Regions from separate parts of the Homo sapiens genome. Here region 2 is linked to region 1. A link is an interaction called in ENCODE POLR2A ChIA-PET data of the cell type or tissue named here. Cell type or tissue: HCT116. All regions are shown on one strand. Region 1 overlaps TTC8 (tetratricopeptide repeat domain 8). Region 2 has its middle 8.5 kb from the start of TRA-AGC15-1.

What was found. ChIA-PET counts read pairs that join two places held together with the same protein. Peaks named below come from ENCODE experiments on the same cell type or tissue, not always from the same donor. Only the 100,000 strongest peaks of a DNase experiment are listed, where the experiment ranks them.
Region 2: POLR2A ChIA-PET joins it to region 1 with 5 read pairs; 2 of 35 experiments call an interaction of 5 or more read pairs at or near these places.

The regions. Positions count from the first base shown.
Region 1 is chr14:88,863,160-88,867,159 of GRCh38, reverse strand. All of the region lies in intron 10 of TTC8 (tetratricopeptide repeat domain 8), which reads right to left. Among named protein-coding and RNA genes, the nearest start is that of TTC8, 41 kb to the right of the region's middle. In HCT116, no CTCF peak of the experiment used is centred here; no DNase peak of the experiment used is centred here.
Region 2 is chr14:88,985,628-88,989,627 of GRCh38, reverse strand. No RefSeq gene overlaps it. Among named protein-coding and RNA genes, the nearest start is that of TRA-AGC15-1, 8.5 kb to the right of the region's middle. In HCT116, no CTCF peak of the experiment used is centred here; DNase peaks (open chromatin) are centred at 1,907 and 3,367; H3K27ac peaks cover 1,083 bases.

The sequences.
Region 1 (4,000 bases):
GAGCATGCACATTTTAAAATATCATCAATAATTGCAAACAACTTCCAAATGTTCATACATGGAGCTTGTTTCTCTACACCCTTGGCAACCCTAGATAACATAGAACTTCTTCATCTTTGCTGATCTGATTGAGTGAAAAATGGCTTATCACTGTTGTTTTAGTTTTTTATATCTTTAATTATGACAGAGGTTAGGCATTTAACACATCAGATATTATTTATATTTCTCTTTCAGTGAACTGCCAATTCATATTTTTTGTCTGTTCTTCTATCCTATCCTATCTTTTGTCCCTCCACGATTGTGTGTATGGGAGTCTTGGGTGGAACACTGCCCTCCTGGACACAGGAGAGCTGGAGGCTGAGGTGTGGCTCAAGAATCCCTGGGCACTGACTGTGTTCTATTCCAGATGAAAAGAGCCCGTGTTGATGTTGACCATAGTTCAACAACACAGGAAGGCTCAGTGTTTATAAACATTCTCTTCAGAGGAAAAGTATAGATGGTTAATTAAGTTCTTCCAAATAGGTGTCACCAAGCCCTAAGTACAAAAGGGGGGCGGTATAGTCAATGCAGCTGGAACTTGGTTGTTGTCTCATCTCTGTGGTGATTTTACTTTCACAGAGAGGGTCAATGGCCACTGTGTAGGCTGAAAGGAAACAAGAGCCTAAGGAAAAGCCACACCATGACATGGAAATACCTCGTTTCCATGTTTACATTCTTGACTAAATAGATGAGAATTTGTGTGTGCGTGTGTGTGTGTGTGTGTGTGTGTGTGTGTGTTTAAATCTCCCATTTTCAGCAATTTTTAAGCAATGTGTAGTTTGAGGAAATCAAAAGCAGTCTTTTGTCTGTCCCAGGTATGCCAACTATTTTCCCTGTTTGATATTTTTATCTTTTGTTTTGTTGTATATGGGTTTGGTTTCTATTTTTTGTTTTTGCCATTTAGAAAATTTAACTTTTACATTCTCAAATTTATCAATCTTTGCTATTATGGCTTTTTGACTTTGTGTCATGATTAGAAAAATCGTCCTCATTCCAATTTATACAAATAATTCATCTGTGTTTTCTTCTGGAACTTTCAGGGTATCATTTTTTGAAGTTTTAAATTTTTAAAGTTTTAAATCTGGCAGTAATTAATAGTATAAATCATTACTCATCCAGCTCTATTTTTAAACTATTTATTAAATAACCAAGTAATGCAATTGGCTTAATAGGCTATCTTTCTCACATCTTAAATTTTCATATATATGAACACACATTGACTCTATTTTCTTTATTCCTTTATCAGAGTTGTTTAAATTTTACTAGTTCTAGAATAGATTTTATTAATGTAGACTTAAAATTACATTTTCAAGTATATAAATGCCATTGCAAGTATATAATAAATTTGGTATCAAGTGATTTTTAGTGGTTATTTTTGATCCAATTCACAAAATGTAGACACAAAATCTTTAATTAGATTTTTAAATTATTATTATTTTTATTTTTATTTTTGAGATGGAGTTTCACTCTTGTTGCCCAGACTGGAGTGCAATGGCACGATCTTGGCTTACCGCAACCTCTGCCTCCTGGGTTCAAGCAATTCTCCTGCCTCAGCCTCCTGAGTAGCTAGGATTACAGGCATGTGCCACCAAGCCAGGCTAATTTTGTATTTTTAGTAGAGACAAGGTTTCTCCATATTGGTCAGGCTGGTCTCGAACTCCAGACCTCAGGTGATCTGCCCACCTCTGCATCCCAAAGTTCTGGGATTAAAATAAAATTAAACAACTGCAGAAAATGAATGCTGCAGTAGTTTTCAAATTTTGTTCTGCAACAGAATCAATCACCTAGTGGGCTTGCTAAAAATCCAGATGCCTGAGTCCCACCTTCCAGGACTTCTGATTCAGAGGAAGAGGATGGGTCATACTTCCCATCCACTCCCAAGGTAATTTCATACACAGTAAAGTTTGAAGACCTCTAGAATAACATTTCCAGGGTAAGGTTTTTAATTGCAAATGCCTTTCAACAAAGAATGGCTAAAATTAAGACCTGTCTTTGAAATGAATAAACAAAATACCTCAAGAAAAACTGAAACCACCAACAAAGAAATCTGGCAAGGATAAATCATTTTAAACAATGAACAATAAGCAGTTCAACATATTCATCCTAAAATAGACAATATTTAAAAGATATCTTCAACAATGAAAGATAAAAAAAAGAAGAGAACATAAAGGAATGGAATCCCTCCAGCCAGGGCCAAGCATGATGTATGTAACAAAAACCCTAAAGGCACACACAGTGCAGGCTGCGGTGCTAAAACCAATTTACTGATTAACTGGACATCTATTGTCACATGAAGAGAAAAAGAATACACTGGAAATCTGACTTTGGTGTGGTAAACCTTTACATAACGGAAATTAGCTATGCAAATTCAAGGCAAAAGACAGAAATACTGCCACCAACTATTTCAAATCTGTGCTTAGTCCTTGATCACTCTATTTGTGCATGATTGTCCCTACAGCTAAGATGCTTTCCTCTCCACTTCTTTCTTCCTTCAAGTGTACAGTCAACTTAGAGCAGGGAAAGGTTGAGAAAAGGAATCCACTCCAGAGCTACTCCGTATCACAGCCACAGCAACAGTGACTGTAACAGAGGCTTGGAAGGAATTCTTCCCACCAGCAACCATGCAATAAAGATGTGATAGTTCTCTAGCTCTTTCTGCTAGCACTTCCTGTCTAAGAAGAGAAGGGCAAAAGGGCTGAAATGAGCAGAAGGCAAGGGCCTAAAGGTCAGAGCTCCAACTGCACTGGCATAGTTACCATTGGAACAAGCATGAATTCCACTGGTTAAGGTTGTTGGTCAAAGTTTTATTCATACTCAATTTAGAGTCCAGAATATTTTCATTGATTGATCAAAGGCTTCTATTTATACATTTATAAAAATTACATTTCAAAAGGAAATCATAGTTTTTCTAGACAATGTTAAAATACTTTTATTTTGAAAGTAATACATGTTTATTATGGAAAATCTAGAAAATACAGAAAGTATAAAAAAAATTCATATACTATCACCTAGGTATAGAAGCTATTAATATATTCCATTCTTTTCTAACAAAATGATTTCAAAATATCATACCTAGCATTTTCAAGGAATTTCAAGAAAACAGAGATATGTCTGTTCAATATTATATTGGAAGCCCTAAGCAGTAAGACATATTTTTAAAAGTGGTAAAATAATTGAAAGGAAGAGATGAAACCATCTGTATTTGCAAATGATGATTGTTTTATTTACTTAGAATATCCAAGAGGACCTATGAACAAGATCTTACAATTTAAAGAGTTGCTAGTATCAAAAAAAGTTTTAAAAAGTAATACATTCCTATCTGCCAGAAGTAATCAAATAGAAAATAGAAGAGAAAAAATTAAGGATTCCATTCATACTTATACGTAGGAATACACCTGCATAGAAAAAAGTTAACATAGCAGGCCTGAGACCACTATTCTTAGAAAGGCCTGTATCTGGGAATTTGGCTGGTTCTCTACATTGATATGAAATTTCCCCAGATGATAAGCGTAGCTTGCTACACCTAACCTGTTTGCGTAAACAGTGTGGTTTGTGCTGAATGCCTGTTTACTTCTGGGAGTCTTTGTTGTGTGATAAACAGTGTGTGATTATATGACCAGCACCCAATAGTAACCATGGATACAGAGTCTCTAATGAGCTTCCCTGGTAGACATCACTTCTCATGAGTTGTCACAACTTGCTGCTGGAAGAATTAAGTGTGTCCTGTGTGACTCCACTGGGAGGGAGCTCTTGGAAGCTTGTACCTGGTTTCCTCTGAACTTTGCCCCAAGAGCTGTTTCCTTTTACTAATTTTGCTTTGTATCCTTTTGCTGAAATAAATCATAGCAGTGAGTACAACTGCTGGCTGAGTACTATGAGTCCCAGTAAATCACTGAATCTCAGCGTGGTTTGGGGGACCCTCAACACACCATCTTTCTGGAGATAATTACAAAATATTTGC
Region 2 (4,000 bases), 120 kb before region 1:
ATCACCTGAGGTCAGGAGTTCAAGACCAGCCTGGCCAACATGGTGAAACCCTACCTCTACGAAAAATATGAAATTAGCTGGGTGTGGTGGCACATGCCTCTAGCCCCAGCTACTCAGGAGGCTGAGACAGGAGAATAGCTTGAACCCAGGAGGCGGAGACTGCAGTAAGCTGAGATAGCACCACTGCACTCCAGCCTAAGTGAGACAGAGTGAGCCTCTGTTAAAAAAAAAAAAAAAAAAAGAGAGAGAGAGAGAGAGAATAAAGGGGCTGTAAGTGATGAACTGGGAGGACAGGCATGATCCACAGCTGTCCTGGGCACACAAGAATGAATGGCCACCTTCCCTATCCCCTTCTCTCTCTGGATATCAAGCCTTCTTTCCAGAGAGTTTCATTGCTAGGAGATTCGGAGTCAACTGCACACAATGTACTTACCTAGTGTCAAAAAGCTCTTCAGTTTCTTTCTGTAGATTGAAACCCTATAATTTTTACGCTTCAGCAAAGTACATTGCACTGTCTACGTTTATTTATATTCCCTTCACATCTTCCGTAGCAAGAGATAGCTGAGAACATTACATTCTCCTCCCACTTAAGTTGCTGTGATTTCACAGGTGTTTTTATTTTTATTTTTGTTTTTGTTTTTATCTTGGGGTGAATGTAGTCTCTCCTGAAGCTTTGAAGTAAGACTTCCAGACATAAGAGAGCAGACAGGAAAGAATAAATAATTTTCTCCATTTTTGGAGGAAAATAGAAGGGAGGAGGAAGATGCCATATTATCAAAACTATGTGACTGCCATATTTAATTTTTTTAAACTGAGAATTACTCAGTGGTCCTTCTTCTGGCATTAGGATATTTGTTCTCTGCCTACTCCTTTACTTCTTACTCCAGTGGAGATATTCAGAAAGGATTCAGGAGGCTTCAGTTTTATGGCCATTCTTGTATCAATGCAAGGTACCAGGTTTTTTGTTGTTGTTGCTGTTTTTGTTTTTTAACTTGGATGAACCACTAAAAGAAGCTACACCTTGAAGTAAAGGGAAGCTACCCTTAAAAGAATGTGGTAGAGACTGCTACAGCTCATCAGCACTCATGCCCTGTGCTTCTTCCAGACAGCTGAACTATATTTTCCATTGTCCTTGGAGTTAAGTGTGGCCATGTAACTGAATTCTGGCCAATGGTATGTGAGCCAAAACGACGACTGCCACTTTCAGGTGTGTCCTATATAAACCTTCCACAAGCAGTCTTTGCTCCCTTTCCCCATCTGCCTGCTGAATAGAGAAGACTCTGAGATGCTAGAGGTGGATGGAGCCACAAGATGGAAGGGACCTGGGTCCCTTATGACTGTATGAAGTAGAGGATCCCCTACCCAATCCACGTTAGAGCTACATGTTAGTGAGAAATAAACTTCTTTTTTTTTTTTTTTGAGACAGGGTCTTGCTCTGTCACCCAGTCTGGAGTGCAGTGGCGCAATCTCAGCTCGCTGCAACCTCCACTTCCCAGGTTCGAGCAACTTTCATGCCTCAACTTCTGGAGTAGCTGGGACCACAGGCGGGTGCCACCTTGCCCAGCTAATTTTTGTGTTTTTAGTAGAGATGGGGTTTTGCCATAATGGCCAGGCTGGTCTTGAACTCCTGGCCTCAAGAGATCTGCCCGCCTGGGCCTCCCAAAGTGCTGCAATTACAGGCATGAGTCACCACACCTGGCCCAGAAATAAACTTCTTATATTAAGTAACCGAGATACAAGGAGTTGTTTGTTATAGAAAGGCCTGCCTAGGATGGACAAATACACAAGTACCTCTACCCTAATTACCCAGTCAGAGAGATTGGAGGGAGAATGATAGCAGAAAGATTCTAGTGGATGAACCCATTTTGCTACCTACCTGGAAAGGGAGTGATTTAGTAGGGAAAAATCCCAACCGCAATTGCCTGCAGCCACTTCCTTAACCACTTCCTTAAAGGAGTGGCATGGTTTTCTTCTGGAACAGAAGGGCTCTCATTCAGTAAAATTCTTGGTGAGCCATTTGGCTCTGAAAAGACAATCCTCAACACATAACCCCAAAGCCATAGCATCAGGAGAACAAAAATTCCTCTTCATAATAAAAATGAAATTGGAGGATTTCAGGGACAGCTCTCAGGAAGAGTGGGTTGGGGGAGAGATGTGCAGTGAGTGAGACAAGAGACCTACCAAGAAAGGAGAGGGACTCCTGGGAGTGGGAACCAGAGAGCTTTCAGGACGGGGTTCTAATATTCCATTTTTAAGATACCTGCTATGTCTGCTACAGTGTAAACCCCTCTGCTGCTCCCCAAATGATTAGCAAATTAGCTGCTCATTTGACCTCAAGTTTGTGTGTCCTTGGGAAGGCATAGAAGCAGGCTCCAGCCAAGTGAGCCCAAAGTGAGTCGCAAGTGTTGAAGAAAAGTAGTTGAGACATGGACTCAGTTTGGGGGTGGACACAAGACAAACTCTTTCCCACAAATATGAAAGAGGATGATATGGTTTGGCTGTGTCTCTACCCATAATTCCCATGTGTTATAGGAGGGACCCAGTGGGAGAGAACTGAATCATGAGGGTGGTTTCCCCCATACTGTTCTCATGGTAGTGAATAAGTCTCATGAGATCTGATGGTTTTATAAGGGGTTTCCCCTTTTGCTTGGCTCTCATTCTTTCTTTGTCTGCCACCATGTAAGACGTGCCTTTTGCCTTCTGCCATGATTGTGAGGCCTCCTCTTTTCCTTTATTGATTACCCAGTCTCTGGTATGTCTTTATCAGCAGCATGAAAAGACTAATACAGAAGGACTCTCAGGAGGGTTGAAGGTTCTGACCTTGAGGCTCCATGAAGGAGGTAAAGGAGGTCAGATACTGAAGGATCAAGGAACTTCCCGTCTAGTTAGGAAACCTCTTCTTCCCACAAAACTACCTAAGTGACTAAGTAGGCATGTTTGCCAGCACAGCAGATGGGGTTATATGAAGGGAGAGCCACTGAAATCACCATGGCAAATGGAATGGACTCCCGGAAGCAGCGGTCGCTGTTGACCAGCAGTCAGGAAGCTCCACAAAGTTGGGAGCCAAGTGTGTGTCCCTGCATGAAAGAGTGTGCCTGGGCCAATGCTGGGTTGTCCTTGAGAACAACGACTGGCTCCTAGGATGGGACAGAGGAGCGACTGCTGCTTTGCTTGAGTCTGCTGTCCTGTGAGGAGGAGGCAGAGGGGACCATCTTGGCTGAAATTAAATCAGGCCTTTCAACTCTGGCCCACCATGCAGTCCAGATGTGAACTGGGCCAAGGTGCTAACATGGTTAGGACGCCAAGCCACCCGCTTGCCTCGCCCTGACTCATCGGCTGCAGTGCCCTCCAGATGACCCCTCGGCATTCTCCCCAGATGTCTGCAGCCCTCTGTCTTGGCACTCTGCCAGCCCAGGAGGAAAATTCCTATGATCATTAGTTGAAGGAGATCACAACTCATGGAGGAAAAGAACCACTGAATTCAGTATTTTTCCTGGCCCTATTTGGGACATCCTAGGTGCCCGTGATTTTCTGGACGAGCTGTCAGCTCATGAATGTCCACAGAGTCCCCAGCACAGACTGCAGACCTTGGTGTGTGCTTCACAAATTATATCTTCTCTTTTTTTCCCTCTTCCTGCTGTTGCTATGACCATCCCTGTTGCTATCATTATTGATACACCCAACTCTTCCTAGGACCAGGCCTGCCTCTTACCGCCATGGAGGCTTGGATATCTTGATTATTTCTATTACCCTCCTGCCAGATGTCAGTAGACCTTAACTCTGAAGAAAGCCAGATGCCCTCCAGATGGCCATCATGCCCTTGAGATGCCTAATGCAATAACAAGTCCTGGACAGTCTGGGAAACAGAGCTCTCTGAAGGAGACAGTCTATGCTATGCATAATTAGAGATACCTACAGGGTTCTGCTTCAACACAGAGCAGCCCTTCTTGTTAAGAATACATTTTGTTTGTCAGAATCTCATCACTATTTCTCCACCACT